Linked DNA regions of Homo sapiens: region 2 is linked to region 1. A link is a loop called in an ENCODE intact Hi-C map of the cell type or tissue named here. Cell type or tissue: adrenal gland. All regions are shown on one strand. Each heading gives the region's core, and the rest is flanking DNA. Links, peaks and the distances in the headings are about the cores only. Region 1 holds the start of CCDC194 (coiled-coil domain containing 194). Region 2 overlaps ABHD8 (abhydrolase domain containing 8).

The links. Peaks named below come from ENCODE experiments on the same cell type or tissue, not always from the same donor. Only the 100,000 strongest peaks of a DNase experiment are listed, where the experiment ranks them.
Region 2: a loop joins it to region 1, with 2.8 times the contacts of the local background. A loop is called at or near these places in 71 of 110 quality-filtered maps.

The regions. Positions count from the first base shown.
Region 1 is chr19:17,379,616-17,395,529 of GRCh38, forward strand. CCDC194 (coiled-coil domain containing 194) reads right to left here and starts at 14,581. Exons shown (of 4, transcript NM_001395222.1): 1 at 14,220-14,581; 2 at 12,135-12,231; 3 at 11,596-11,728; 4 at 7,581-11,044. The coding sequence starts at 14,543. The coding sequence ends at 10,894. It overlaps LOC105372298 (a long non-coding RNA gene), which reads right to left and starts at 157. Exons shown (of 3, transcript XR_936362.3): 1 at 65-157. RefSeq lists an enhancer at 1-433 and silencers at 11,465-11,704, 11,715-11,904. In adrenal gland, for the core only: CTCF peaks have their summits at 4,613 (motif pointing right) and 6,561 (motif pointing left); a DNase peak (open chromatin) is centred at 6,558; H3K4me3 peaks cover 1,051 bases; H3K27ac peaks cover 1,019 bases.
Region 2 is chr19:17,284,588-17,300,501 of GRCh38, forward strand. ABHD8 (abhydrolase domain containing 8) reads right to left here. Exons shown (of 5, transcript NM_024527.5): 3 at 10,088-10,258; 4 at 9,701-9,917; 5 at 7,544-8,244. The coding sequence ends at 8,074. ANKLE1 (ankyrin repeat and LEM domain containing 1) reads left to right here. Exons shown (of 9, transcript NM_152363.6): 7 at 844-1,003; 8 at 1,094-1,232; 9 at 1,793-3,059. The coding sequence ends at 1,965. It also overlaps a transcript of MRPL34 not described here. Among named protein-coding and RNA genes, the nearest start is that of ANKLE1, 11 kb to the left of the region's middle. RefSeq lists a silencer at 7,839-8,018 and enhancers at 8,089-8,178, 9,318-9,866, 9,867-10,415. In adrenal gland, for the core only: a CTCF peak has its summit at 8,380; DNase peaks (open chromatin) are centred at 5,119, 8,123 and 11,875; H3K4me3 peaks cover 864 bases; H3K27ac peaks cover 2,918 bases.

The sequences.
Region 1 (15,914 bases), core at 3,154-11,153:
AGTCTGAGTGAACCCAGCATTACAGTTTAGAGTTCTGGAGTTGAGTTCTGACTGTGCCACCTACCAGCTTTGTGGCCTTGGAGAAGTGACTTTCCCTCCCTGGGCCTCAGTTTTCTCCTGTCCGAAGTGGAGATAGCCAGGTGCAGTGGCTCACACCTGTAATCCCAGCAGTTAGGGAGGCAGAGGTGGGAGAATCGTTGGAGCCCACAAGTTCAAGACCCTGTTCTAAAAAAAAAAAAACCCAAAAAACAAAAACAAAACAAAAATCAAGTGAAGACAACATAGCCAGTTTTTTTTGTTTTTTTTTTTTGTTTTTTTTTTTTTTTTTTGAGATGGAGTCTGGCACTGTTCCCCAGGCTGGAGTGCAGTGGCACTATCTTGGCTCACCACAGCCTCTGCCTCCTGGGTTCAAGGGATTCTCCTGCCTCAGCCTCCTGAGTAGCTGGGACTACAGGCACGCGCCAGCATGCCTGGCTAATTTTTTGTATTTTTAGTAGAGACAGGGTTTCACCAGGCTGGTCTCAAACTCCTGACCTCGTGATCCGCCTGCGTCGGCCTCCCAAAGTGCTCGGATTACAGGCGTGAGCTACCTCACCTGGCCAACAACATAGCCAGTTTTGAAGTACTTGACGTCATGCCTGGAACATACTCAGTCTTAATAAATGATGGCCTTTTTTTTTTGAGACAGAGTCTTGCTCTATTGCTCAGGATGGAGTGCAGTGGTGCGATCTCGGCTCACTGCAACCTCTGCCTCCAGAGTTCAAGCAATTCTCCTGCCTCAGCCTCCCAAGTAGCTGGGATTACAGATGTGCAGCACTACTGCTCAGCTAATTTTTGTATTTTTAGTAGAGACGGGGTTCCACCATGTTGACCAGGCTGGTCACAAACTCCTGACCTCAGGTGATCCACCTGCCTTGGACTCCCAAAGTGCTGAGATTACAGAATGAACCACCGCACCGGGCAATGATGGCATTTTTTAAGATGTGAGGGCTGGATCATGCCTGGCCTCTGATGTCAGGCTGAGGAACTCAGACATAGGGGAGGGGCAGTATTCCCAGCTGCCGGTGCCCCAGGCCTGTGAGAGCACTGGGGAAAGGAGAGCATGATGGGGATGAAGTGTGGGTGACCAGGGTCCAGCAGAGGAGCTGAGGCTGGGTGCAGTGTCTGGGCCAATGCCAGTAGATGTGGGTCTTGGTGTACACTTAAGATCTTGGCTGTTCTTCATTGTATATAGAAGATGTTGCATCTATGTATGTATGAATGTGATACCAGTTGACAAGGAAAAATAAAGGCAACCTCAAACTCCCAGAAAACAAAAAGCCCCCCGGACCTGATGGTACTGATGTGCCACAATTTTGAACAGTTGTCACCATGTGAGAAGCAGAGTTTTAAATATACATACCAATGTTATTTGTATCAAGCCCAAAAACAATATTTGGTGTCCTTTTCTAATTTGATCTCACACCTTTAATTTGTAATGTTTCTGTTTTGGATCATTTGTTATATTAGCTGATTTAACTTTGTAACTTTTTGTTTGTTTGTTTTGAGGCAGAGTTTTCTCTTGTCGTCCAGGCTGGCATGCAATGGCATGATCTTGGCTCACTGCAACCTCCACCTCTGGGTTCAAGTGATTCTCCTGCCTCAGCCTCCTGAGTAGCTGGGATTACAGGTGCACACCACCATGCCTAGCTAATTTTTTTTTTTTTTTTGGTATTTTTTAGTACAGATGGGCTTTCGCCATGTTGGCCAGGCTGGTGTCGAACTCCTGACCACAGGTGATCCACCCACCTCATCCTCCCAAATTGCTGGGATTACAGGCGTGAGCCACCACGCCAGGCCTGATTTTTTTTTTTTTTTTTTTTTTTTTTTTTTTTTTTTTTTTTTTAGCAAAAAGGGTAGGCTGGGGGTCGTGGCTCACACCTGTAATCCCAGCACTTTGGGAGGTCGAGGCGGGTAGATCACGAGGTCAGGAGTTCGAGACCAGCCTGGCCAATATGGTGAAACCCCATCTCTACTAAAAATACAAAAATTAGCTAGATATGGTGGCGGATGCCAGTACTCCCAGCTACACGGGAGGCTGAGGCAGAAGAATTGCTTGAACCTGGGAGGTGGAGGTTGCAGTGAGCCCAGATCGTGCCACTGCACTCTAGCCTGGGCTACAGAGTGAGACTCCATCTCAAAAAAAAAAAAAAAAAAAAAGGTAAAGATAGACCTTCCTCTTTTTGCACAGTATTATGTCTTTGAGATTCATTGACTCCTATGGCTGGCTGTTTAGGTTTTCACCAGATACAGTACCATAAAATTATGAATGGACACTTAGATTTTTTCTGAGTTAGTTTTTCAATAAATAAAAGAAGATTTAAAATCAAATTTCCTGGCTGGGTGCGGTGGCTCACATCTGTAATCCAAAGCACTTTGGAAAGCCAAGGCAGGCGGATCACTTGAGTCCAGGAGTTTGAGACCAGCCTGGGCAACATGTTGAAATCCCATCTCTTCAAAAAATACAAAAATTAGCCGGGTGTGGTAGTCCCAGCTACTTGGGAGGCTGAGGCAGAGAATTGCTTGAATCCAGGAGGCACAGGTTGCAGTGAGCCGAGATCACACCACTGCACTCCAGCCTGGGTGACAGAGTGAGACCCGGTCTCAAAAAAAAAAAAAAAAAAAAAAAGAAAGAAAGAAAGAAAGAAAGAAAGAAAGAAAATCAAATTTCCAGAAATGAATGAAATTACTGGGTCTCAAAGTGGGCACATTTTTACATTTTGATAGTTGTCACCAATTTGTCCTTCAAAGAGGTTGTTTTCATTGACATCTTTGCCTGCGATGTCTGAAATCTCCAAACATGGACTTTATGAAAATGTTCTGTTTGTGTCCTTGGCCAGAAAAATCTGGAGGGAGAATGTGAGTGCCTGATCAAGAATCTACATGAAGTCAAATGCATCAGCCCTGATGTGAGTGTTGGGTTTTTTCCTGAAAACAATTTGTCATGTTCACAGGAAATTTTGCACATGAATCCCTTCAAATTCCCTTGGAGGGGCATCAGAAAATCAGGCTTGCTTTTTAAACCCTTTTGTTTTTCTAAACAGAAAACAATTGATTTGGTTTCATTTGTTTGTTTGAGTGGAGAAGGAAAAACTGTCATGAGGAAGTCAACTCTGTGTCACTCCCTGAAAACTGACACTGAAGTCCTCATGGAGACACGAGTTAAAAAAAAACAAAATCACTCAGAACTTCAGGAAGGTCCTTGAGGAAGTGATATTTCTGGTGAAGAAGGATTTCAGTGAAGTTCAGAAAACCTTCCACTATTTTGTTTTTTTTTTTTTGAGACGGAGTGTTGCGCTGTTGCCCAGGCTGGAGTGCAGTGGCACGATCTTGGCTCACTGCAAGCTCCGCCTCCTTCCGGGTTCATGCCATTCTCCTGCTTCAGCCTCTAGAGTAGCTGGGGACTACAGGCTAATTTTTTGTGCCTTTAGTAGAGATGGGGTTTCACCGTGTTAGCCAGGATGGTCTCGATCTCCTGACCTCGTGATCCACCCACCTCGGCCTCCCAAAGTGCTAGGATTACAGGCGTGAGCCCCTGCGCCTGGCTTTTTTTTTTCTTTTTCTTTTTTTGTTTTTTTTGAGACGGAGTCTCGCTCTGTCGCCCAGGCTGGAGTGCAGTGGCGCCATTTCGGCTCACTGCAACCTCTGTCTCCCAGGTTAGAGCAATTCTGGCTCAGCCTCCTAAGTAGATGGGACTACAGGTACACACTACCACCCCCGGCTAATTGTTATATTTTTAATAGAGACTGGGTTTCACCATATTGGACAGACTGGTCTTGAACTCCTGACCTCAAGTGATCCTCCTAACTCAGCCTCCCAAAATGCTGGGATTACAGGCATTAGCCACTGCACCGGGCCAACCCTCCACTTTTATGTCTGTGAGTTTGGTTTTTGGTTAATCGAAGTGAAGTTAAGTTTTGTGCTTTTGGAGGTGACGGAGGCAGCGAAGAGAGTCCCTCTGTGGGGTGGGGGAAACCTGTGCTCTCTGGGACTCTGTGTTCCCTGCTGAAAAACAGGGACCTAGGCTGGGCGTGGTGGCTCACGCCTGTAATCCCAGCACTTTGGGAGGCTGAGGCAGGCAGATCACCTGAGGCCAGGAGTTTGAGACCACCCTGACCAACATGGAGAAACCCCGTCTCTACTAAAAATACAAAACTAGCCAAGTGTCCTGGCGCATGCCTGTAATCCCAGCACTGGGGAGGCTGAGGCAGAAGAATCGCTTAAACCCGGGAGGTGGAGGTTGCAGTGAGCTGAGACTGCGCCATTGCACTCCAGCCTGGGCAACAACAGTGAAACTCGGTGTCATAAATAAATAAATAAATAAAAAGAAAAACAGGGACCTACTTCCTTGCCTGTGACTGGAGGGCTGGAAAGGTCAGGTTGCAACTAGCCCATGTCCCCTCCTGCCAAGGCCACTGTGGGCTTTCCATTTTTGTCCCCTACCCCTGTCCCTCCAGCTATGGGAGGGGAGGTCCAGTGTGGCCACGGATAGGGATTACCCAGGATGGTGCCCTGGAGACAGGGGTAGACAGACAGAGATAACCAGAGACAGAAAGACACTTAAAGAGATGACCAGCAGAGGGCGGGTGCTGTTGCTCACGCCTGTAATCCCAGCACTTTGGGAGGCCGATGCAGGTGAATCACCTGAGGTCAGGAGTTCGAAACCAGCCTGGCCCAACATGGTGAAACCCTGTCTCCACTAAAAATAAAAATATTGGCCAGGCGCAGTGGCTCACACCTGTAATCCCAGCACTTGGAGGCCGAGGCGGGCGGATCATGAGGTCAGGAGTTCAAGACCAGCCTGGCCAACATGGCGAAACCCCATCTCTACTAAAAAAAATACAAAAATTAGCTAGGTGTGGTGGCACGTGCCTGTAATCCCTTGGGAGTCTACTTGGGAGGCTGAGGCAGGAGAATCACTTGAACCCAGGAGGCGGAGGTTGCAGTGAGCCGAGACCACGCCACTGCACTCCAGCCTGGCGACAGAGCGAGACTCCGTCTCAAAAAAAAAAAAAAAAAAAATTAGCCCAGTGTAGTGGCACGTGCCTGTAATTCCAGCTACTTGGGAAGGTGAGGCAGGAGAATCATTTGAACCAGGGAGGTGGAGGTTGCCGTGAGCCGAGATCACGCCACTGCACTCCAGCCTGGGGAACAGAGCAAGATTCCGTCTCAAAAAAAAAAAAAAAAAAAAAAAAGGCTGGGTGCGGTGGCTCAGGCCCATAATCCCAACACTTTGGGAGGCCAAGGCAGGTGGATCACCTGAGGTCAGGGGTTCAAGACCAGCCTGGCCAACATGGTGAAATCCTGTCTCTACTAAAAAAAAAAAAAAAAAAAAAAAAATTTGCTGGCTGTGGTTATGCGCACCTGTAATCCCAGCTACTCAGGAGGCTGAGGCAGGAGAATCACTTAAACTGAGGGGGCGGAGGTTGCAGTGAGCCAAAATCGCACCATTGCACTCTAGCCTAGGCAAAAAGAGCGAAACTCCATCTCAAAAAAAAAAGAAAGAAAGAGAGAGATGATCAACAGAGACCAAGAGGGATCATTAGACAGGTGGAGGCAGGGAGACAGAACAAGGACAGCTCAGTGGCTGGCTCTGTAGGGTGGGAGGCAGGTCTCACTGAGAAGTGCTGTTTGCCTCTCTGGGCATCCAGGGAGCCTCAGTGCAGACCAAGTTCTCAGCCTACCCTCCTCAAGTCACCTCGAATACTCACCGACTCTTGTCTTATGACTTCCCTGGGGTTCAAAGCCTCCAGCCTCAAATTCCCCGCTTCCCAAAATTCTTTGACACTAGTTCTGCCTGTGCCCCTCCTACTTACACATCTGCCATGGCTCCCTATCACCCTCCATCCCCAGAACTGATTTTTTTTTTTTTTGGAGACGGAGTCTCGCTCTGTCGCTCAGGCTGGAGTGCAGTGGCGCGATCTCGGCTCACTGCAACCTCTGCTTCCCGGGTTCAAGCAATTCTCCTGCCTCAGCCTCCGGAATAGCTGGGTTTACAGATGCCCATGACCACACCCAGCTATTTTTTTGTATTTTTAGTAGAGATGGGGTTTCACCATGTTGGCCGGGCTGGTCTCGAACTCCTGATCCCAAGTGATCAGTGCGCCTTGGCCTCCCAAAGTGTTGGGATTACAGGAGTGAGCCACCACGGCTGGCTCAGAACTGATGTTCAGTGGTCCCTCGGGTATGGTCAAGATGGAGCCAGCAGTGGAAATAAATGCATAATGGTGACAATGACTTAGTTCCCATGGACAGCCCTGTGCCCTGCCCTTTACACGGGCCAGTTCTTGGACCACACAGCGCCGTGGTGAGGGGGTCTTGCGTCCCTGGGGTCCTGGCTGGGGCGAGGCCAGTCTCCAGGCTTCCAGCTCTGGCTGACTCCAGAAGGAGGAACCGTTTCCTGCTGGCTTCTGGATTGACGCCAGGGCCGGGGGAGGTGGTCTCAGACCCACCCTGTCCGACTCTCAAACTCTGGGCCCTCAGGAGGCTGCAACTGGATCTGCTGGCTGGGGCGGCCCCTGGTGGCCGTTGGCGGAACACAACAGCTAGATCTCCCCTTCCCGCAGCCTCATTTTCCCCATAGGCAGAGCCTCCAGATGAGCCCCCTCTCAGGTGAAGGTCCTGATCAGGCACCTACAAACCCCAGGTGGATGGGAGGATCGTGAGCAGGACTGGCTAAAGGGGGTGGTGTCAGAGTTCCAAGAGCTTCCAATCCCCTCTCTACACCGGCCTCTTAGGAATTTTTTAAATTTATTTTTATGTACTTAGTTTTTGAGTAACAGGTCTCACTCTGTCACCCAGACTGGAGTGCAGTGGCTACGATCTCAGCTCACTGCAACCTCCACCTCCAGGGTTCAAGCGATTCTCCTGGCACAGCCTCCCGTGTAGCTGGGACTACAGGTGTGCACCACCACGCCCGGCTAATTGTTATTTGTATTTACTTATTTATTTTTTTGAAATGGAGTCTCGCTCTGTTGCCCAGGCTGGAGTGCAGTGGTGCAATCTGGGCTCACTACAACCTCTGCCTCCCAGATTCAAGCGATTCTCCTGCCTCAGCCTCCCAAGTAGCTGGGATTACAGACGCCCACCACCTCGCCCTGCTAATTTTTGTATTTTTAGTAGAGATGGGGTTTCACCATGTTGGCCAGGCTGGTCTTGAACTCTTGACCTCAGATGATCCACCTGCCTCGGACTCCCAAAGTGCTGGGATTACAGGTGTGAGCCACCGTGCCCAGCCTATTCATTTAGTTTTTGAGACAGGGTCTCACTCTGTCGCCCAGGCTGGAGTGCAATGGAGTGATCTTGGCTTACTGCAACCTCTACCCCCAGGGTTCAAGCGATTCTCCTGCCTCAGCCTCCCAAGTAGCTGGGACTACAGGTGCGCACCACCACGCCTGGCTAATTTTTAAACTTTTTGTAAAGATGGTGGTCTCCTTACATTGCTCAGGCTGTTCTCCAACTCCTGGGCTCAAGTGATCCTCCTGCTTCAGCCTCCCAATGTGCTGGGATTATAGACACGAGCCACCACCACACTCAGCCCAGACATTTTTAAAAACAATTTTTAATTTTTAATTTGTAATAAGTGACACATGTGCATGGTTTTTAAAAATGCAATTTTTACAAAAGGTACATAGAGAAATGTGCAAGTATGTCCCCCACCGATTCCCAGACCCCTGGTTCGCTCCCCAGAGGTGGAGGCTGTGACCAGCATCTCCTTCAGAGATATTTGGATAAAAGTCCCCTCCCCAAGCCCTACACACACACACACACACAAAAACGGGGGCCGGGCACAGCGGCTCAGGCCTGTAATCCCAGCACTTTGGGAGGCCAAGGAGGGTGGATCACCCGAGGTTAGCAATTCGAGACCAGCCTGGCCAACATGGTGAAACCCCGTCTTTACTAAAAAACACAAAAAACTAGCTGAGTCTGGTGATGGGCGCCTGTAATTCCAGTTACTCGAGGCTGAGGCAAGAGAATCGTTTGAACCCGAGAGGCGGAGGTTGCAGTGAGCTGAGACTGCGCCATTGCACTCCAGCCTGGGCAACAAAAGCAAGACTCTATCTCAAAAAGAAAAAAAAAGAAAGAAAGAAAGAAAGTACACAACTTATCAATCTCCTGCTTTTCACATTAACATATCTTAGAGAAGATCTGCTTTGGCTGTTTAAATGGTGGTTGCATAGCGTTCCACTGTGGATGGACAGACACTTTTTCTTTTTCTGTCTTTCTTTTCTATTTATTTTTATTTTTTTTGAGACAGAGTCTCACTCTGTCACCCAGGCTGGAGTGCAGTGGTGCGATCTCAGATCACTGCAAGCTCCGCCTCCCAGGTTCATGCCATTCTCCCGCCTCAGCCTCCCAAGTAGCTGGGACTACAGATGCCCACCACCATGCCCGGCTAATTTTTTGTATTTTTAATAGAGAAAGGGTTTCACCGTGTTAGCCAGGATGGTCTCGATCTCCTGACCTCGTGATCCGCCCGCCTCGGCCTCCCAAAGTGCTGGGATTACAGGCGTGAGCCACCCCCGGGCTCTTTTTTTCCTTTTTTTTTTTTTTTTTTTTTTTTGAGACAGGATCTCACTCAGTCACCTAGGCTGGAGTGCAGTGGCATGATCATGGCTCACTGCAGCTTCCACCTCCTGGGCTTAAGTGATCTTCCTGCTTCAGCCTCCCAAGTAGCTGGGACCACAGGTGCATGCCACCAAGCCTGGCTACTTTCTTCTCTTTCTTTCTTTTCTTTTTTGTCTTTCTTTTTTCTTTCTTTCTCTTCTTTCTTTTCTTGAAGGGGTTTTGCTCCAGTCACCCTAGCACGATCTTGGCTCACTGCAGCCTCTGCCTCCCAGGCTCAAGTGATCCTCCCACCTCAGTCTCCGAAGTAGATGGGACCACAGGTGCATGCCACCATGCCCAGCTAATATTTTGTATTTTTGGTAGAGAATGGGTTTCACCATGTTGCCCAGGCTGGTCTCAAACACCTGAGCTCAAGTGATCCACCCGCCTCAGCCTCCCAAAGAATTTTGAAACAATTATTTGTAGAGACAGGGTCTCCCTATGTTGCCCAGACTGGTCTTGAACTTCAGGGCTCAAGAGATCCTCCCGCCTTAGCCTCCCAAAGTATTGGGCTTACAGGCATGAACCACTGTGCCCAGCATGATTTTCTTAATAATTTTTTTATAGCTTTAATTTTTCATGTTTAATTTTTGAGACCGGGTCTTGCTCTGTCACTCAGAGGACTGAAGTGCAGTGGTGTGATCATGGCTCACTGCAAACTTGACGTCCTGGGCTCAAGTGATCCTCCCGCCTCAGCCTCCCAAGTAGCTGGGGCTACAGATGCATGTCACCATGCTCAGCTAATTATTGATATTATTTGTAGAGACAGGTTCTTGCTATGGTGCCCAGGCTGGTCTTGAACTCCTGGGCTCAAGTGATCTTCTTGCTGTGGCCTCCCAAAATGTTGGGATTACAGGCGTGAGCCACCACACCTGGCCAGCTTTGAGTTTGGAGGAGTCAAAGTTATGTGTGAATTTTCAACTGCATGGAGAACTGGTGCCCATAACCTTTGTGTTGTTAAGGAGTTGGAGATTAATCCACCAAATTTTCTGTAAGTCTGAAGTTATGCCAAATATAAAGGTTAAATTTAGATAACAAGCTAAAAATGTTTAAAGGTTAGAAAAACAAGAAAACCCACTAATACATTCATGTGAAATTGAGCAATATAAAATTGTCCATATTTCAATGATTTTTGACCCATATAAACAGCTCTTTCTTGTGATTCAACCTACAGATTCTCTTCCTTTTAGTTGTAGCTTTTATTTTTCTTGTGTAATTGCATTGGCTTGTACTCCCAGAAAAAAAACTACTTGACAGTGGACGTCCTCACCTTGGCACTGATTTTGATGTGTTTTTTCCCCCACAATTTATACATTTCCTCATTTGATCTATTAGTATAGCAATTAACAGACTTGGCAATATTGAACCATTGCTCTGTCTCAGGCATAAGTCACCTTTGTTGCAGTGTAGGTTAAAAACATGGGCTGGGAGCGGTGGCTCACACCTGTAATCCCAGCACTTTGGGAGGCCGGGTGGGCGGATCACCTAAGCTCAGGAGTTCGAGACCAGCCTGGCCAACATGGTGTAACCCCGTCTCTACTAAAAATACAAAAATCAGCTGGGCGTAGTGGTGGGGGCCTGTAATCCCAGCTACCTGGGAGGCTGAGGCAGGAGAATTGCTTGAACCTGGGAGGTGAAGGTTGCAGTGAGCCCAAATTGTGCCACTGCACTCCAGCCTGGGCGACAACAGCAAAACTCCATCTCAAAACCAAACCAAAACAAACATGTTACTTGGTTCTTTTTGTTTAAATTCCATCTGGGAGTTTTGTACCCTTCTCACAGGGTTAGGGATTTGCGGTTTTCCTATTGTGCCACCTTTGTCAGCTTTTGTTGTCAAATCAGCTCCCTATCATGAGTCCAATCACCCATTTTACAGATAGGGTAAACTGAAACCCAAAGAGGGAAAGTGACCCTTTCCGGTTTTTCCTGAGCCAGGGCTAGACCTCCAGTCCTCATATCTGTGGGATGACGGCAACATTGTTGTTAGAGGGGACTTCAAATCCCAGCTAAGCACTAGCTCACTGCATGATCACTTGGGCCTCAGTTTCCCTGTCTGTAGAATAAGCACTTTACATGGTGGGGGAGAGAGGGCTGAGGCACCTTTCTGTGCAGTTTCCGTTCAGGACGTCTCCAGGGTCTAAAGCTGAGTGTCGCATCCAGCGTGGGGGTGCCTCTATACACGTCCCCGCAGACCCCCCCCCCATATGTGTCCTCCAGGCCGACGCCCCCTTCCGGCAGGGGGCCGACTCACCCTCGTGCGCGCCGCGCCGGCCGCCGGCAGCCCCCGGAGGGTCCGGAGCGAGAGCGCGAGCGAGGGCTGGGCCGGGGTCGGGACCCCGAGCGGGGACGCGGCCGGGGCACTCTGCGCTGTGGGCTCATCTCGGCTTCCAGGACGTTACTGCCGGGAAGGGGGAAGGGGGCTGTCAGCCTCTGGACCCCTGTCCCCAGACATCGCCAGCCCTCATCCGCCAGAGCGTCCCTTTGCTGGGAACTCCATCCCCAGAGATCCCCATCTCCCAGGGTTTCCCGCTCCCCAGGATCCGGCATCCGTTCTCGACCCCCAGCCATTCCCGGGACGCCTCCCTAGAGACTCCCAGCTACATCCCCAGAAGCTCTGTCCCCCTACCACCAGCCTCTCCCTCGATACTCCCTTTTCCTTGCTCCCTTCTCTTCCGTTCCCCGTCCCTCTCGGGGCTCCCACCGACGCTGGATCCTGGGGACCTAAGTTTCTAGAATGCCCGCCCCAGCCTGGAATCCCAAGAGAGTCCACTCCCTTCTCCATCCTTAGGTTCCAATTCCAGGATCCCCCTATTAAATCAACAATGCCCCCCCCCCACCACAATTCCACGCCCAAAGTAATGATTGGCCGAAAGAATGCAGCCCTGCGCAAGCATTGGTCGCGCCCTCCCCGTCCATCCGACCCCGCCCTCGGGCCAGCCCCTCACTCACAGGCGTTCGCGCAGCGCCGCCTCCCGGGCCGCACAGGCTTCGCCCTCGGCCTCCGCCACGCCTGCGCGCCGCAGAGCCTCGTCCAGCCGCCGCGTAGACTCCGTGGCCGCCGCCTCCCAGCGCGCCAGGGCCTCTGGGGGCGCAGGGAGCCGGGTCAGGCTGGAGACTCCCGCGCCCACCCGCCCCACGCACGCCGGAATCCAAGTTGATAGTCTGCATGCCGTTTGCACGCTTTCCTTTATTTGAATTAAATTAGTGTGTACCATTGCATGGCTTCCACGTGCCATTTGCATAGCTTTTCATAGGTTTGCATTGCTTTCGTGAGTCGTTTACAAGGAGTTTGCATGTTTTGTGGCATTTGCCTTGTTTTTGTGACATTTGCATGGCCTCTGCATGTTGTTTGCATTCTTTTCATAAGTTTTTGCGTTTATATCCGTGTTATTTGCATTACGTTTGCAACTGTGCTTGTTTGGATAACTAGGATTCACCTAGGCTCCTCCCACTTCTATCCCTGCCCACTCCCTTACACCCCAACGCACCTGTCAGCGCCCCGTTCTCGGCCCCCATCTGGGTCCCCTGTGCCTTGGCTTCGTCCATCTCAATCTTCAGTGTCGTTAGTTGGGTCTGAAGCCGGCTCTGAGGAGTGGAGGGGAAGTGGGAGGGGGTGTAGGCAGAGGAGAGGAGGAGTGATTCGGCCTGGCCCTTTTGGGGACAGTGAGAAGCCACCTGCGACCCTGTGTCCTGAGCTTTGTGTGGAATGTCCTTTGGGGCCTTGTAGTTGTAAAATACAGAAGTGGCTTCTGAAGCCTGGGGCACCGAGTGGTGACAGCTGCCTGCCTGGAGGGAGATCTCTGCCCAGGTCCAACGCCACCAACCCTAAGCCACCAGAAAGTGGAGAGTGCTGAGCTCTGCGGTCAGATTCAAGTTCCACTTTCAGCTCCATCTGGGACTAGCTGATGGGATTTCAAACCAACAAAGTTAGCCGGGCGTCGTGGCTCACGCCTGTAATCTCAGCACTTTGGGAGACCGAGGCAGGCGGATCACTTGAGGCCAGGAGTTCGAGACTAGCCTGGCCAACATGGTGAAAACCCATCTCTACTTAAAAAAAAAAAAAAAATAGCAGTGTGTGGTGGTGGGCGCCTGTAATCCCAGCTCCTCAGGAGGCTGAGACAGGAGAATCGCTTGAACCTGGGAGGTGGAGGTTGCAGTGAGCTATTGTGCCACTGCACTCCAGCCTGGACAAAAGAGCATGACTCCGTCTCAGAACAAACAAACCCAGCAACAACAAAAACCAACACAGGGCAATTTGATGGTTGACAATGATTGAATTTTTGGGGTATGTGTCGGTTGCCTGTGTAGGACATTCTGCAAAACGACTGGTTCGGCTTCCTCAGTGCGTCTTACAGCAAGGGGGCAGAGCCAGAACCTGTACTTGGAGTAGGATCCTCTTAACCTCGACTGCCCCAGTCCCTTCTCTTGGTCCAGGGGGCAGAAAAGGGGTAGGGGTTTATTTGGATTTATTTATTTATTTTGAGATGGGGTCTTGCTCTGTCGCCCAGGCGGGAGTGCAGTGGTGGGATCTCAGCTCACTGCAACCTCCGCCTGGGATTACAAGCATGCGCCATCACACCTGGCTAATTTTTGTATTTTTAGTAGAGACGGGTTTTCACCACATTGGCCAGGCTGGTCTCGAACTCTTGACCTCAACTGATACACTCGCCCTGGCTTCCAAAAGTGCTAGGATTACAGGCGTGAGCCACTGCGCCCGGCCCCATTTTGATTTTTAATATTCAGATGCTGCACTACCTCGGCTGGGCTGGGAGGTTGGGGTGGAATGGGGGGTGTGCACAGAGGTATACAGTAGTCACTCCATAAATGGAAATGGCTGGGATTTTAAGGACAGTTCTTTTGGCAGGCTCAGGGCTGGAAAAGGTTAAGAAAAAGTCTGAAGGGTTAGTCAGAGGAAAAGGAGGACCCAGCAGGTACCTCCCCCAAGAGGCCAACTTTAGCCTCCTAATTACAGGTGACATGTATGTCCCTCTCTCAAAATAGGGCTGCTGGAAACTGGCTGGAGTGGGGCTGAGTTGGCACATGGAGGAGGGCCTCCAGTGGTCTGGCGTTTCTCCAGACACCATTTATCTGGCAAATAGCAAAGGACAGTGAGACTTTTTTTTTTTTTTTTTTTTTTTTTTTTTTCAGATGGAGTCTCGCTGTGTCACCCAGGCTGGAGTGCAGTGGCGCGGTCTCAGCTCACTGCAACCTCCACCTTCCGGGTTCAAGCGATTCTCCCGCGTTAGCCTCCTGAGGAGCTGGGATTACAGGCGTTCACCATCACGCCAGGCTAATTTTTGTATTTTTAGTAGAGACAGGGTTTCACCATATTGGCCAGGCTGGTCTCGAACTCCTGACCTCAGGTGATCCACCTTTCTGATCAGAAGGTAGACTCCATGGTGAGCTGACATCTAAGGGTTGGAAGGCATTAGGGCGCTATTCTCAATACCCTCTCAATTCGAGGAACTGGGGAAACCGAGGCACAGGGAGGGAACCCTGGAGTTGTGTGGGCAGGCCGTCTCTTATCTCAACATTCTGGATTCCCGAGCTCCCCCTCTACCCGGCCCACCTACCTGGCGGCCTTCACAGGCCTTTAATGCCTTCTCCAACTCGTGCCGGATACTTTCCGCCTGGTCCAGCTGCCTGGCTAGGGCCTCCTCCCGCTCGGCAGCCTCTGCCAGCCGGCGCCGCAGGTCGTCGACCCCAGGCGGCGGGTCCCCGGGCGGCGCCGTGGCATTGGCCCCTGGCTCCGGGCAGCGAGGTCCCCGAGCAGCCGAGGCGGCCAGATTCCAGGCTACCAGGGCCCCGCCGGCTGCTGCCGCAGCCAGGAACACGGCCACCCCGCACAGGGCGAGCACCCGCCAGGCACGCCCGGGCTCCGGCCCCGGCTCGGCCATGCCGCGGTCCACAGCTCTGGCCCCAGACGGCCACGAATATTTAATTGGCACCTTGGGGCGCCAGGGACACCCACGGTTCCGCCCAGCCTGGCCGTGGCTTCCCAGGCCGTTGGGAGGGGTTGGACCCCCTCCAGGGGCTGGTCCATCCCGTCGAGCCCAAGAAAGGACTAGGGGTTCTGGGTTCCTGCATCCCACGTGCTGCCCTCTGTGCCTCAATTTCCCCCTTTGTGAAATGGGGAGAGTATTAACTCCTGCTTGGTAGGGCTTGGTAGGAATCAAGCTGGCACATCTGTAGGAAGCGCCAAAGACCGCATCTGCAAACGAAGTGCTTGGCTATCATTTGGGGATATGTCGTTTCCAATATTTTTTAATCTTAATTTTGTGTGTTTGTGTCGCCCAAGCTGGAGTGCAATGGCACAATCTTGGCTCACTGAAACCTCCGTCTCTGGTTGAAGCGATTCTCCTGCCTCAGCCTCCTGAGTAGCTGGGATTACAGGCGACTGCCATCACGCCCAGCTAATTTTTATATTTTTAGTAGACACGGGGTTTCACCATGTTGGCCAGGCTGGTCTCGAACTCCTGACCTCAAATGATCTGCCCACCTCGGCTTCCCAAAGTGCTGAGATTACAGGCGTGAGCCCCCGCGCCCGGCTAATTTTAATTTTTTTTGTTTGATTGTTTTTTTGAGACAGGGTCTCGCTATGTTGCCCAGGCTGGTCTTGAACTCCTGGGCTCAAGCGATCCTCCCGCCTTGGTCTCCCAAAGTGCTGGGATTAAAGGCGTGAGCCACCGCATCCGGCCTGTGGTTCCCATTCTGTTGACGGGGTAACCGCATTGGGAGATGGGAGGATACTCCACTGACTTACGGTTGGCAGAGTTTAGGCTGCCACGCCGGCTGTGAAGAGGACCGGAGGGTAGACAACAGGGTGGACCGGCCCCGTCTTCCCGCCTGCTCGCCACTGGGCAGCCAGAGGGCGATCTTACAACGTGATTACAATTGGGCTCTGGCTCCCCTTCCCTCTTAGAATACAACCCGTTCTCCCCTCCCCTTCCTTCCTCCTACTCTCCCTCCTCCCCCTCCTCCCTCCTCTTCCTGTTTCTCCTTCTCTATCTCCCCCTGCCCCTTCTCTCCCTCCTTACACCTTCAAGGACCTGATCACACCTTTAAGGTCATTTTCTTTTCACTCCTTCCTGTAGCCTCCCCAAGGTTCTTCCACCAAGTGCATTCCCATCGCAGGGCCTTTACACCTTCTCCTCCTCTGCCTGGCTAATTGCTGCTCTGCTAACAGGTCCCCTCCTACAGAAAGTCCCCCTCTTCAACACTACCTCCTTTTGATCAGCTCCTAGGGCCCTAACATTAAAAAGGTAATG
Region 2 (15,914 bases), core at 4,104-12,103, 94 kb before region 1:
TGGCCAGGCTGGTCTCGAACTCCTGACCTCAGGTAATCCACCCACCCTGGCCTCCCAAAATGCTGGGACTACAGGTGTGAGCCACCGCACCGGCCTCTTTTTTTTTTTTTTTTTTTGAGGCGGAGTCTCACTGTTTCGCCCAGGCTGGAATGTAGTAGCGCAATCTTGGCTCACTGCAACCTCCGCCTCCTGGGTTCAAGTGATTCTTGTGCCTCAGCCTCCCAAGTAGTTGGGATTACAGGCATGTGCCACCATGCCTGGCTAATTTTTTTTGTAATTTTAGTAGATATGGAGTTTCACCATGTTGGCCAGGCTGGTCTTGAGCTCCCAGCCTCAAGTGATCCTCCTGCCTTGGCCTCCCAAAGTGTTGGCATTACAGGCATGAGCCCCGGCTGGCCATGGTGGCTCACGCCTGTAATACCAGCACTTTGGGAGGCTGAGGTGGGCGGATCACCTGAGGTCAGCAGTTAGAGACCAGCGTGTTCAACGTGGAGAAACCCCATTTCTACTAAAAATACAAAATTAGCCAGGTGTGTTGGTGCATGCCTGTAATCCCAGCTATTCAGGAGGCTGAGGCAGGAGAATCACTTGAACCCAGGAGGTGGAGATTGCAGTGAACTGAGATTGTGCCATTGCACTCCAGCCTGGGGAACAAGAGTGAAACTCTGTCTCAAAAAAAAAAAAAAAGAAAGCTGCTGAATGTCTTTGGGGAGCCGCTGACTCTCTCTGATCCTGTAATCAGGAGTCACTAGACATGGGTTCAAGATATGTTGTGACTTTAAGGACTGCCTCTGGGGACCACTGTATCCACTTTTCCCTGTCTGAGCTATCCCCTTCATCCAGGGAGACTCAGGACCTGCCAGCCCGAGCCTTCTCACTGACCCCAGCTGAGCGCCTTCAGACTTTCATCCGTGCCATCTTCTACGTGGGCAAAGGGACGAGGGCCCGGCCATATGTCCACCTCTGGGAGGCCCTTGGTCACCATGGGCGGTCAAGAAAACAGGTGTGAGGACAGGGATCAGGGTTCAGCGAGGGCAGTCGGGCCATGGGCAGGGGAGGGTATTGGGGGTGCTGACTCCTGATTCTGCCCTAGCCCCACCAGGCCTGCCCCAAGGTGCGTCAGATCTTGGACATCTGGGCCAGTGGTTGCGGTGTTGTGTCCCTACATTGCTTCCAGCACGTGGTCGCTGTGGAGGCTTATACACGGGAGGCGTGTATTGTGGAAGCCCTAGGTGGGTGCCTGGTACCTAGAATGGGGGTCATATGAAAGGCATTTGGCTTCCCAGTTCCCTCATTTTTTTCCTTCTGAGGGGTGTTCATTTGTTGACTGAGCAATTATTGAGCACCAACTTTGAACCTGCACATGCATGTATTTTGCTCCATTGGTTTATCCCCACTCAAGGGCAATACACATTGGGTTTGCTGTCACATACTTTTTTGTGTGTGTGTGAGACTCTGTCGCCCAGGCTGGAGTGTGGTGGCGTGATCCCGACTCACTGCAGCCTCTGCCTCCCAGGTTCAAGTGATTCTTGTGCCTCAGCCTCCCCAGTAGCTGAGATTACAGGCACATATCACCATACTGTGCCAAGCTAATTTTTGTATTTTTTAGTAAAGACAGGGTTTCACCATGTTGGCCAGGCTGGTCTCGAACTCCTGGCTTCATGTGATCTACCCAAAGTGTTGGGATTACAGGCGTGAGCCACCATACCCAGCCGCCTGCTGTCACACACTTCTGCTGGATGGGGAGGTGTCCCCATGGCTGCCCCTGTGACCCCACATCCAATTTCTCCAGGGATCCAGACGCTCACCAACCAGAAGCAAGGGCACTGCTATGGAGTGGTGGCAGGCTGGCCACCTGCTCGTCGCCGGCGCTTGGGGGTGCACCTGCTGCACCGTGCCCTCCTTGTCTTCCTGGCTGAAGGCGAGCGACAGCTTCATCCCCAGGACATCCAGGCCCGGGGCTGAGTGCTGGGGAGTTGGCCATCCAGCCTGGGGAGAAATGTTTGAATGTTCCAGCTGCCCCATGCTGACAGCAGCCCCCATCTCTGGTTTCAGAAGGGGTGTGTGTGTGTGTGTGTGTGTGTGTGTGTGTGTGTGTGTGTGTTTGTGTGTGTGTGTGTGTGTGTAGGGAGCACCCAGGCAGATCTCCCCCAGGCTGAGAGAGGACTTTGTTACAGATGGTACTGCTGGAGAGGTAGTAAGTAGTGAGCTCCCCATCGTGGGAGGAGGACAAGAAGGGAAGCAGAAGGTGCTTTGGAACAGTCCGGTGCTTCTGTAAGAGGCGTTTGAACCTGGGCAACTCCACCTGGAATAGGAGCTGGGTAAAATGAGGCTGAAACCTACTGGGCTGCATTCCCAGATGGTTAAAGCATTCTAAGTCACGGGATCAGGTAGGAGGTCAGCACAAGATAACGGGTCATAAAGAACCTGCTGATAAAACAGGTTGCAGTAAAGAAGCCGGCCAAAACCCACCAATACCAAGATGGCGACAAGAGTGACCTCTGGTCGTCCTCATTGCTACACTCCCACCAGCGCCATGACAGTTTACAAATGCCATGGCTGGCCAGGCGCGGTGGCTCACGCCTGTAATCCTAGCATTTTGGGAGGCCAAGGAGGGCAGATCACCTAAGGTCAGGAGTTCAAGACCAGCGTGGCCAACGTGGCGAAACCCTATCTCTACTAAAAATACCAAAATTAGCTGGGCATGGTGGCGCGTGCCTGTAATCCCAGCTACTAGGGGGGCTGAGGCAGGAGGATCGCTTGAACCCAGGAGGTGGAGGTTGCAGTGAGCTGAGATTGTACCATTGCACTCCAGCCTGGGCAACAGAGCGAGAGTCTGTCTCAAACAAACAAACAAAAAAACAAATGCCACATCAACATCAGGACGTTAACCTTTAGACCCTATATGGTCTAAAAAGGGGAGGCATGAATAATCCACCCCTTGTTTAGCATATCATCAAGAAATAACCATAAAAATGGGCAACCAGCAGCCCTGCCCTGTCTATGGAGTAGCCATTCTTTTATTCCTTTAGTTTCTTAATAAATTTGCTTTCACTGTACTCTATGAACTCGCCCTGGATTCTTTCTAGCGTGAGATTGGAGAACCCTCTCTTGGGGTCTGGATCGGGCCTTTCTGGTAACACTTTGGCAGCTTGGTGCTGTCAAAATGGATGGAGCCTGCCAGGCGCGGTGGCTCACGCCTGTAATCCCAGCACTTTGGGAGGCTGAGGCAGGTGGATCACAAGGTCAGGAGATTGAGACCGTCCTGGCTAACATGGTGAAACCCCGTCTCTACTAAAAATACAAAAAATTAGACAGGCATGGTTGCAGGCGGCTATAATCCCAGCTACTCGGGAAGCTGAGGCAGGAGAATGGCATGAACCTGGGAGGTGGAGCTTGCAGTGAGCCGAGATTGTGCCACTGCACTCCAGCCTGGGCAACAGAGCGAGACTCTGTCTCAAAAAATAAATAAAATAAAATGGATAGAGGCTGCTTTTACCGCCCAGACATGGGACACCCACATGGCGGGTTGGACTGGGGGATCCTCAGCTGCACTCAGGATATCTACCCAGCTCAAGAGCCAAGTTCACTGCTACCCAGCCGTGAGACCTCTGATCAGTATTTTATCTGCCTGAGCATCAGTTTCCTTGGTTGTACAGTGGAGGCAGTAAAGAGGTCCTACTCCAGGGGATCATTGTAAGGTCATGTTGGGGCTGGGTGTCACGCTTGTAATCCCAGCACTTTGGGAGGCTGAGGCGGGAGCATAGCATGAGCCCAGGAGTTTGAGACCAGCCTGGGCAACATAGCAAGACTCTATCTCTACGAAAAGTAAAAACATTAGGCGGATCTGGTGGGTGGGCCTGTGGTCCTAGCTGCTTGGGAGCCTGAGGTGGGAAGATTGCTTGAGCCTGGGAGTTGGAGGCTTCAAGGAGCTACCATCACAGCACTGCACTCCAGCCTGGGCGATATCAAGATCCTGTCTCTTAAAAAAACTATAAAAATTTAAAAATAAGGTCATGTGAGCAAAGTGTGTGGCTCAGAGCCCAAAGTGTGTGGCAGTGCAGCCCAGGCGAGAACTTGCTGGAGGAAGGGGAGGTGTGGGGGCCCTCAAGGGGCCGCCTGTGTGATGAGGCGTGAGCAGGGCTGGGACCCTCCTCAGGATCATTGTGCAACCCCAGCCTCCCCTGTTGCTTCTGGGAACCTGTTTATCCACTATAAAATGGGATTATTGGCCGGGCTCGGTGGCTCACGCCTGTAATCCCAGCACTTTGGGAGGCCGAGGCAGGCAGATCACCTGAGTTCGGGAGTTCGAGACCAGCCTGACCAACATGGAGAAACCCCATCTCTATTAAAAATACAAAAATTAGCTGGGCGTGGTGGCGCATGCCTGTAATCTCAGCTACTTGGGAGGCTGAGGCAGGAGAATTGCTTGAACCCGGGAGGCGGAGGTTGCAGTGAGCCAAGATCAAGCCATTGCAGTCCAGCCTGGGTAACAAGAGCAAAACTCCGTCTCAAAAAAAGGGAGGGATCATTAATAATAACCCGGCAGGGCGTGGTGGCTCACGCCTGTAATCCCGGCACTTTGGGAGGCCGAGGCGGGTGGATCACCTGAGGTCAGGAGTTCAAGACCAGCCTGACCAACATGGTGAAACCCTGTCTCTACTACATACAAAACATGAGCCGGGTGTGGTGGTGAGCACCTGTGATTCCAGCTACTTGGGAGGCTGAGGCAGGAGAATCACTTGAACCCGGGAGGCGAAGGTTGCAGAAAACTGAGATCGCGCCACTGTACCCCAGCCTGGGCGACAGTGAGACTCCGTCTCAAATAATAATAATAATAATAATAATAATAATAATAATAATAATAATAATAATAAATAACCCGACTTCCAGCGATGCTATGCGACTTCAGACCATTCATGTGCAAAGGTCTTAAGTAAATACCAAGCCGCCATCCTGGTGAGATGTCAGCGGTCTGGTTTCGGGCGGGCGGGGGTCGGGGGGGGGTCGAGGGCATTTAAGCTTCTGGAAGTCGCTTCTGCAAAGGGCCCGGTGCATTTAGGGACTTGGGAGAGATCCGCTGCCTCATTGGTTTCAGGACCTGCCGGTCATCACGGCGGTTTAGCCAACCAGGTCCCCCAGGGGGCGGGCTGTGACCTGGGCCGAGTTTCCACCCACCTCGCCACTGCTTAGCCACCGGCTGCTCCTCGGGGAATGGCTGGTATTGTGATTAGGGGTCCAGTCTCTGGAGTGGGTTTGGGCTCGACCACTTGTAATCGAGCTGAAGAAACCGCTCTCTGAGCTTCACTTTCCTCCAGTGTAAAACAGGGGCCAGGCACCGTGGCTCACGCCTGTACTCCCAGAACTTTGGGAGGCCGAAGCGAGTGGATCACCTGAGGTCAGGAGTTCAAGATCAGCCTGGCCAACACAGTGAAACACTGTCTCTACTAAAAATACAAAAATTAGCCGGGCGCGGTGGCGGGTGTCTGTAATCTCAGCTACTCGGGAGGCTGAGGCAGGAGAATCGCTTGAACCCAGGAGGCTGAGGCTGCAGTGAACCGAGATTGTGCCACTGCACTCCAGCCTGGGTAACAGAGCAAGACACTGTCTCAGAAAAAAAAAAAAAAGTGTGAAACAGGGATGCCTCCCAGTTGCCAAATCTAATAATAAAGCCACAGGTGTTATGACACTGTGCCATCGCCCCAGAATACACAAACAGGACATTGGTAAAGAACCTAGAGCCCCCAGAAGAGATGGGATTTGTCTAACACAGGGTTTCCCAATCTTGGCCCTAATGACATTTGGGGTTGGCTTATTCTTTGCTGTGGGGTCTGTCCCTTGCATTTCAGGGTGATGAGCAGCGTTCCTGGCCTCCATCCACTAGAAGTCAGCAACACCCATGCACCCCCAAACATGGCGATCAAAAATGTCTCCAGAAGTTGCCAATGGACACAATTGCCCCCCTGGCTAAACTAAGGATGGAGCTCACAAACCGGTGGGGAAAGGACAGAACCGAGGGAAAGATTTCCTCCCTCCTCCTGTAATACACAGAAACCACAGATAGGACCAGATATACATGGACCAGAATAAAATGTAGGTGAGGTGCGGTGGATCACGCCTGTAACCCCAGCACTTTGGGAGGCCGAGGCGGGTGGATCACGAGGTCAGGAGTTCCAAGACCAGTCTGGCCAAGATGGTGAAACCCCGTCTCTACTAAAAATACAAAAATTAGCTGGGCGTAGTGGCAGGAGCCTGTAATCCCAGCTACTCCAGTGGCTGAGGCAGGAAAATTTCCTGAACCCGGGGGGCGGAGGTTGCAGTGAGCCGAGATCGTGCCACTGCACTCCAGCCTGGGCGACAGAGTGAGACTCTGTCTCAAAAAACAAACAAACAAACAAACAAAAACAAAACCAAAACCCAACTAAAAGACAGATTTGGTGGTTTCAAAAGAAAAGTCTTCTTGACAAAGGTGGCCCTAAACCAAGCTGAAAGATATAACACGGGAATAGTAAAAGGTCCTGACTTGCTGGGTGGGGTTGGATGAGTCGAATTCAATGAACCAGTGGGTGGCAGGCATTCAACACACAGCCTGGAAAACAGTGGGCACTCAATTATGGCAGCTCTAATTCCATGCAACACCCACTGATCTTCACCTAAACCTCGGTTGGATCTCTTCCGGCCAGGGAAGGGCTCATCTCGTTTTTTTTTGAGAAGGAGTATCGCCTTGTTGCGCAGGCTGGAGTGCAGTGGTACGATCTCAGCTGACCGCAACCTCCACTTCCTGGGTTCAAGCGATTCTCCTGCCTCAGGCTCCCCGAGTAGCTGGGACCACAGGCGCGTGCCACCATTCCTGGCTTGTCTTTGTTTTTTGTTGTTGTTGTTGTTGTTGTTTGTTTGTTTGTTTTAGATGGAGTCTCGCTCTGTCACCCAGGCTGGAGTGCAGTGGCACGATCTCGGCTCACTGTAATTTCCGCCTCCCGGGTTCACGCCATTCTTCTGCCACAGCCTCCCGAGTAGCTGGGACTACAGGCGCCCGCCACCACGCCCAGCTAATTTTTTGTATTTTTTACTAGAGACGGGGTTTCACTGTGTTAGCCAGGATGGTCTCGATCTCCTGACCTCGTGATCCCCCCACCTCTGCCTCCCAAAGTGCTGGGATTACAGGCGTGAACCACCGCGCCTGGCCTGTCTGCATTTTTAAATAGAGACGGGGTTTCACCATTTTGGCCAGGCTGTTCTCGAACTCCTGACCTCAGGCGATACTCCTCGGCCTCCCAAAGTGCTGGGATTACAGGCGTGAGTCACCACGTCCGGCCGGGGTCACCTCTTGATAAGTTGCCTCCTGCCCTGGGGGATACTGTCCAAGGAGCCTCAGCCTTCTGAGGTACGAGGGGAAATTCAGGAAGCTAACGTGGACACCAGACATTGTCGAAGTCGATCCTGAGCGCGAGGCACCAGCCTGAGCCCAGTCTGCAGATGGGAAAACTGAGGCTCCAGGCGGCGAACACCCTGCCCTGTGGTCACCCAGCACAGGTCCGGAGACTCCGATTGTCACTTCTGTTTATTGAGTTACAAGTTGAGATGTGCAGGTTCGGTGGCGCCAGCCCCCCCATCCCCCCCCCTTGGGCAAAAATAGCTCCCAGCGCCGAGGAATGGGGGGTAGGAAGGGTCTCGGATAACGGGATGGGGCCTCGAGGGTCCCTGTGGGGCTCGTGGGTCCCAGGATCAAGCACGGCTGACACGGAAGACAGCGGGGTGGGGGGCCTGCCTTGGCCGTGGCGTTGGGGGGAAGGTGAGGGAGAGCTTCTGTACAAGGTCATCTTCCGTGAGGGTCCCGGCTGCGGCCCCAAAACGCCGATGGGCCCCGCGGGACGGAAGCGGAGAGCGGAATGTCCGCTGGGCTCCCTCGGATGCCACGCCCCGCCCAGGCAGCCTGGGGGCGTCTCCCTGACCTGGCCCCGCCCACCGGAGCGAACGGCCCGCCCAGGTGGTCTGCGCTGCAGACCTGGCGCAGGCTCGGGCCTCCTCCTGCTGCGGCTGTGCTCACCAAGCGATGCCCCGCCGGCCCAGCGGCTACTTCTTGTCTTCTGGAGGCGCCGGCAGTGGCTCCGGTAGAGCCTTGGGCGAGGGCTCGGGCTCCCAGAGCAGGAATTCGTGGAGCAGCGTGTTGACCGTCTCAGGGCATTCCAGCATCACCATGTGGCTGCCCTCGTCGATGAGCTTCAGGAATGCCAGGAGCAGGATCTGCAGAAGACGCAGGGCTCAAGGTAGGCGGGGGCAAGAGGGTGGAGAGAGGCCAGGCTTCCCTGGGACTCCGCCATACACACATGGCCCACAGCATCCAAAAGTCCCTCCTCCCATCTACCCTGCATCTCTCCACTTCCACTCAAGGGGGAGCTGGAGGATGGCCTGTAGCCCTGCTGGAACCCAACTAGTATTCAGGCATCCAGCATTTATTAAGTGTCTACAGTATGCCAGGAGAAGGATTTTCTTCTTTTTTTCTTTTCTTTCTTTTTTTTTTTTTTTGAGACAGAGTCTTGCTCTGTCACCCAGGCTGGAGTGCAGTGGCGTAATCTCGGCTCACTCCAACCTCTGCCTCCCGGCTTCAAGCGATTCTCTTGCCTCAGCCTCCCAAGTAGCTGGGATTACAGGCACGCGCCACTACACCCGGCTAATTTTTTGTATTTTTAGTAGAGACGGGGTTTCGCCATGTTTGTCAGGCTGATCTCCAACTCCTGACCTCAGGCGATCTGCCCGCCTCGGTCTCCCAAAGTGCTGGGATTACAGGAGTGAGCCACCGCGCCCGGCCTGGAGGAGGATTTTGTCAACTTCAACTCTACCAACATTAGGAGCTGGATCATTCTTTGCTGGGGGGGCGGGGGTGGGCGGGGAAGGGGCGGGTAGCTGGGGTGGGGGCTGCTATCCTGTGCATTTGTAGGGTGTTGAGCAGCATCCCTGGCCTCCACCCACTAGATGCCAGTAGTACCCCCTCCCCCTCAGTCGTGACACCTAAAAATGTCTCCATGCATTTCCACGTGTTCCTTGGGGGCAGAATCCTCCTTAGTTAAGAACCACCAGTCCAGTTATACTTTAATGGTTTTTGTTTTTTTTTTTTTTTCTTTAAGAAACGGGGTCTTGCTCTGTCGCCCAGGCTGGAGTGCAGTGGTGCGAGCATGGCTCACCACAGCCTTGAACTCCTGGGTTCAAGCGATCCGCCCCACTCAGCCTCCCAAGTTGCAGCGATTATTGGCGTGAACCACCTCGCCGGGCTAGTATCCAGGGCTATTCTAAGTGCTAAGGATCCCCAGACCCTTTCTAATCTGAACTCGCTAATTAGAGTTTCTAATCTAAAGATCCCCTGGTGCCGGTCTTCTAGAATTATATAGGTCACCGGTCTCATACAAATCCTCCGCTGTGAGGAGAGCCTTCTTACAGCGGTGGGGACAGTGCGTAATTGCTAACACCTGTCCAGGGCAGCCCTGCTTTCTAGATTCTACTTCTGATGCTAGACCTAATGCTCCTGTTTGCCTGGGGTCAGAACAAGATACAGCAACTAGAGGCCACGCCCACCCGGCAGCCACGCCCCCTCGGGAAGAAAGCACGCCCACCAAGCGCTACCACGCCCCCCGCAGAGGCCACGCCCCTCCCGGGCAGCACCCTGGGGATTTGTAGCTGTGGCGCCCCAGGTGCCCGCCTCTACCTCGGCCATGCGCTGGTCTTCCTCCACCGGCACAAACTTATCGTGCATGCCGTGGACAAGCAGGACGGGCACGGTGAGCTCGGCGTGGTAGACCTCGTCGCCCTCGGGCCAGTACTGGCCGCTCATCATGGCCCGGAGTACGAAGGATGACACGTTGAAAGCGTTGCCCTCCTTTAACAGCTGCTTCTCCTTGGCTCCTTGGCGGGCGAAGCCGGCCCTGGTGGTGGTGGAGGCACCGCTAGAGCCCCTTATGCCAGCCCGACTGCCGTGGGGTGCCCCCGATGCCAGCCCTAGTCCCAGCGGTACAGTCCCCCCTCCCATCCAACTCGAGCAGATGCCTGGGTTCGCCAGGGCCAGGATCACGGTCTTTGGGGTGGGGACACTCACTTGAGGAAGCTCCAGGCCAGGCAGGGCGACAAGCAGTGCAGGACGCAGGTGGGCATGTTGAAGATTGAGCAGAAGCTGGGCTCCAGCGCCGTAGGGCCCCCGCCATTGATCATGATCACCTTGTGCACTAGGTCTGGGTACTCATGTGCCAGGAATGTGCAGAAAGAGACACTGCCCGGAACGGGTGGGGTGATAGGAGGATTGAAGGGAGGCGGTCAGCAGGATACAAGCAGTGACCATTTTGTTTTGCTTTGTTTTTGTTTTTGTTTGAGACAGTTTTACTCTGTCCCCCAGGCTGGAATGCAGTGGCTCCATCTTGGCTCACTGCAACCTCTGCCTCCCAGGTTCAAGCGATTCTCCTGCCTCAGTCTCCCGAGTAGCTGAGATTGCAGGCGCACACCACCACACCCAGGTAATTTTTTTTTTTTTTTTTTTTTTTTTTGAGACGGAGTCTCGCTCTGTCGCCCAGGCCGGACTGCGGACTGCAGTGGCGCAATCTCGGCTCACTGCAAGCTCCGCTTCCCGGGTTCACGCCATTCTCCTGCCTCAGCCTCCCGAGTAGCTGGGACTACAGGCGCCCGCCACCGCGCCCGGCTAATTTTTTGTATTTTTAGTAGAGATGGGGTTTCACCATGTTGGTCGGGCTGGTCTCAAATTCCTGACCTCAAGTGATCCATCCGCCTCGGCCTCCCAAAGTGCTGGGATTACAGGCCTGAGCCACTGCGCCTGGCCTGGTTTGTTTTTGTTTTTGAGATGGAGTCTCATTCTGTTGCCCAGGTTGGAGTACAGTGATGCAATCTCAGCTCACTGCAACCTCTGCCTCCTGGGTTCAACTGATTCTCCTTCCTCAGCCTCCCGAGTAGCTGGGAGTACAGGCATGCACCACCACACCTGGCTAATTTTTGTATTTTTTAGTAGACACAGGGTTTCAGCATGTTGCTCAGGCTGGTCGAGAACTCCTGACCTCAAGTGATCCACCCACCTTGGCTTCCCAAAGTGCGGGGATTACAGGCATGAGCCACTGGGCTGGCCTGTTTTGTTTTTGTTTTTGAGACAAGGTTTCGCTGTCGCCTAGGCTGGAGTGGTGCGGTGGCGTAATCATAGCTCCCTGCAGCCTTGACTTCCTGGGCTCAAGAGATCCTCCCACCTCAGCCTTCTGAATAGCTGGGACTACAGGCATGTGCCACCATGCTCAGCTAATTTTTAAAAATTTTTTTATAAAGACAGGGTCTCCTTATGTTGCCCAGGCTGGTCTTGAACTCCTGGGCTCAAGTGATCCTCTGGCCTTAACCTCCCAAAGTGCTGGGATTATAGGCGTGAGCCGTGACACCCGGCCTGGTGAGGGGGTTCATGTCCTCCCCCTACCCAGAAGGCAGGTCCTTGGAAGCCAAGATTCTTCCCCTGGGGTCCATGGACACCTGAAGGGGTGAGGGATGAGTGCGGCCTCTCAAATACCGTGAAAGTGTGAGTTTGAGTGTTGAGGATGGAACTTATTTTGAAGAGAGAATCTGGATCCAGAAGTTTCACCAGACTTTTTATTTTAATTGTTTAAAATTTTTGTAGAGATGGGGGTCTCACTATGTTGCCCAGGCTGGTCTTGAACTTCTGGGCTCAAGTGATCCTTCCACCTTGGCCTTCCAAAGTGTTAAGATTATAGATATGAGCCACTGTGCCCGGCCCTCATCAGATTCTTCAAGCCACCATGACCCAAAAGCGGTAAGAATTACTCATCAGCAAGTGGTAGGAAAGCAATCTGATTAAACAAATGCTTCCGGCTGCCCAGGGGAGGTCACTGTTTCCTACTATCCCTTCCCTTTCAGGATGTTCTGCCACCTGCCTCTGGGCATGACATATCTGTCTTCCTTATACAAGATGGAAGGCCTGAGAAGCCCCCAAAGCTGAGCTCCTCATTCCTACAAAAGCAGGGGTCAACAAACTATGTACGGCCTGTGGGCTAGTCATTTGCTTTTTTAAATACAGTTTACACTTTTGGAGATTTGAAAAATGTTTCCTAAATAAGGTTTTTTTTTTTTTTTTTGAGATGGAGTCCTGCTCTGTTGCCCACGCTGGAGCACAGTGGCGCGATCTCGGCTCACTGCAACCTCCGCCTCCCGGGTTCAAGTGATTCTCCTGTCTCAGCCTCCCGAGTAGCTGGGATTACAGGCATCTGCCATTATGCCCGGCTAATTTTTGTATTTTTAGTAGAGACGGGGTTTCACCGTGTTAGTCAGGCTGGTCTTGAACTCCCGACCTCAGGTGATCTGCCCACCTTGGCCTCCCAAAGTGCTGGGATTAGAGGCGTGAGCCACCGTGCCTGGCCAAAAAATGTTTCCTAAATAAAGTTTTATCAGAAGTTCCAACAGTGACTGTATGGCCTGCAAACCTAAAATATTCGCTATCCGATCCTTTAAGGAAATGTTTGCCAGCCCCTGCTGTAATGAGGAAAGGATACAGACAGGAGTCAGGCAGACCTGATTGTGTCAGGGACTTCCTGTATGCCTTTGGGCAGGTTGCTTCACCTCTCTGAGCTTCAGCCTCCACATTCCTGAAGTTGTAAATGTGCTGACCTAATAGCACTGTTATGGGGTCATGGGAACTATTGTAGGTGGGTGTTTTTTTTGTTTTTTTGTTTTTTTCTCGAGACAGAGTCTTGCTCTGTCACTCAGGCTGGAGTGCAATGGTGCGATCTCGGCTCACTGCAACCCCCACCTCATGGGTTCGAATGATTATCCTGCCTCAGCCTCCCAAGTAGCTGGGATTATAGGCACCTGCAACCATACCCAGCTACTTTTTGTATTTTTATTAGAGACGGGGTTTCACCATTTTGGCCAGGCTGGTCTTGAACTCCTGACCTTGTGATCCGCCTGCCTCGGCCTCCAAAAGTTCTGGGATTACAGGTGTGAACCACTGTGCCCAGCAGGTGGGTGCTCATTTAATTAGAGGAATCATTTCTCATAAGCATCAACTTTTGAGTATGTTATATAAAGAAATATAAACAAATAAGAGCTGTTACCTCTCAGTCTAGATTCCTTTCTTTTAGATACTTATGTAACTTCTTTGTTTTCTTTTCTTTTTTTTTTTTTTTTACTTTTTAGTTTTTTGTAGAGATGAGATCTTGCTTATGTTGCCCAGGTTGGTCTTGAACTCCTCAGCTATAGCAGTCCTCCCACCTCAGCTTCCCAAAGTGTTGGGATTATAGGTGTAAGCCACCACACCTGGCCACTTATTTATTTTTCTTTTTTCTTTTTTTTTTTTTTTGAGATGGAGTCTCACTCTGTCACCCAGGCTGGAGTGCAGTGGCACAATCTCGGCTCACTGCAAGCTCCACCTCCTGGGTGCACGCCATTCTCCTGCCTCAGCCTCCTGAGTAGCTGGGACTACAGGCGCCTGCCACCATGCCTGGCTAATTTTTTTTTGTATTTTTTAGTAGAGACGGGGTTTCACCGTGTTAGCCAGGATGGTCTTGATCTCCTGACCTCCTGATCCGCCCGCCTCGGCCTCCCAAATTGCTGGGATTACAGGTGTGAGCCACCACGCCTGGCCTTTTTTTCTTGTCTAATTGCATAGGCTAGAATCTCTAAAACAGTGGTGCTCAACTTGCCTGGCTGTTCAATCTTGCCTTTCTTCCTGGATAAAGGAGAGAATGAGGCCACTTGGTAGTGGTCAAGCCCTGGGGACCAAGCCTTCCATGGAGGGGTTCTTGGTAAGTTTTAGGTTGTATTACCTGCCCTTTAAGCAGGAGTGAATTACAGTAACCCATGCCTTTGTAAATGCCTAGAATTTACAGGATTCCGATGAGCGCTTCCTGAATGCACAGTGTTCTCCAGGGCAGTTGATTTTTTAACTTAGTCTAAGGCAGTGGTTCTCAGCTGGGGGTAATTCTGCCCACCAGGGCACGCTTGGCAACTACTGAAGACATTTTTGACTGTCATGATCAACACTAGATTGTGTAGTTGCATCCAGTGGGCAGAAGCCAGGGATGCTACTAAACATCCTATAGCCCCTCACAGAAAAAAAATAACCTGGCCAAACACGATAGTGCTGGGATTGAACAACACTGCTTTTTTTTTTTTTTTTTTTTTTTTGGGCAGAGTCTCACTCTGTTGCTCAGGCTGGAGTGCAGTGGTGTGATCTTGGCTCACTGCAACCTCTGCCTCCCAGGTTCAAGTGATTCTCCTGCCTCACACCCCCGAGTAGCTGGGATTACAGGCACACACCATCATGCCTGGTTAATTTTTTGTACTTTTAGTAGAGATGGGGTTTCACCATGTTGGCCAAACTGGTGTTGAACTCCTGACCTCAAGTGATCTGCCTGCTTTGGCTTCCTAAAGTGCTAGGATTACAGGCGTAAGCCACTGCACCTGGCCTGAGCAACACTGCTTTAGAACAATGTGAAACAATATCAGTGATGACGGAAATCCCTGTCTGATTACATATGCTAATGGGAGTTTTCAGCCTGGTATAGCGGCTCATGCCTGTTACCCCACCACATCGGGAGGCCAAGGAGGGAGGATGGCTTGAGCCCAGGAGTTCAAGACCAGCCTGGGCAACATAATGAGACCCCCCCCCCATTCTCTATATAATTTTTTTTTGAACTTGAAAATTGGCCTGGTGCGTTGGCTCACGCCTGTAATCCCAGCGCTTTGGGAGGCCGAGGAGGGCGAATCACGAGGTCAGGAGATCGAGACCATCCTGGCTAACACGGTGAAACCCCGTCTGTACTAAAAAGACAAAAAATTAGCCAGGCATGGTAGCGGGTGCCTGTAGTCCCAGCTACTAGGGAGGCTGAGGCAGGAGAATGGCATGAACCTGGGAGGTGGAGCTTGCAGTGAGCCAGGATCACGCCACTGCACTCCAGCCTGGGGGACAGAGTGAGACTCCATCTCAAAAAAAAAAAAAAAAAAAAAAATTAAGGCTGAGCACAATGACTCACACCTGTAGTCCTAGCACTTTGGGAGGCTGAGGTGCAAGGATCACTTGAGCCCAGTAGTTAAAGAACATCTTGGGCAACATAGTGAGATGCCATCTCTATTTAAAAGAAAAAAAAATTTTAAAAATGTAAAAATTAAATTGAAAAATGGGATTTTTTTCAAGGAGAAAAATTAGGATTTTTGTTTGCTTTGTTTTGTTTTAGGAGATAAGGTTTTGCCATGTTGTCCAAACTCATCTCCAATGATCCATCCACAAAGTGCTGGGATTACAAATGTGCACCACCGCGCGTGGTGGCCCCTTTTTTTTTTTTCATGACGGAGTCTCCTTCTGTCGCCCAGGCTGGAGTGCAGTGGCACAATATGATCTTGGCTCACTGCAAGCTCCGTCTCCCGTGCTCATGCCATTCTCCTGCCTCAGCCTCCCGAGTAGCTGGGACTATAGGTGCCCACCACCACACCCAGCTAATTTTTTGTATTTTTAGTAGAGACAGGGTTTCACCGTGTTAGCCAGGATGGTCTCAATCTTCTGACCTCGTGATCCGCCCGCCTCAGCCTCCCAAAGTGCTGGGATTACAGGCGTGAGCCACCGCGCCCGGATTTTTTTTTCTTTTTTAAAGAGCGACAGGTTCTTGCCATGCTGCCCAGGCTGGAGTGCAGTGGTGTGATCACAGTTCACTGCAGCCTCGACCTCCCAGACTCAAGCAATCTCCTGCCTCAGCCCTTAAGTAGGTGGAACTATATGCGTGCACCTCCTCACCTAGCTAATGTTTGTACTTTTTGTAGAGCTAGGGGGTTCTCCCTATGTTGCCCAGGCTGGTCTCAAACTCCTTGCCTCAAGATATCCTCCCGCCTTGGCCCCCGAAAGCACTGGGATTACAGGTGTCAGTGGCATCTCA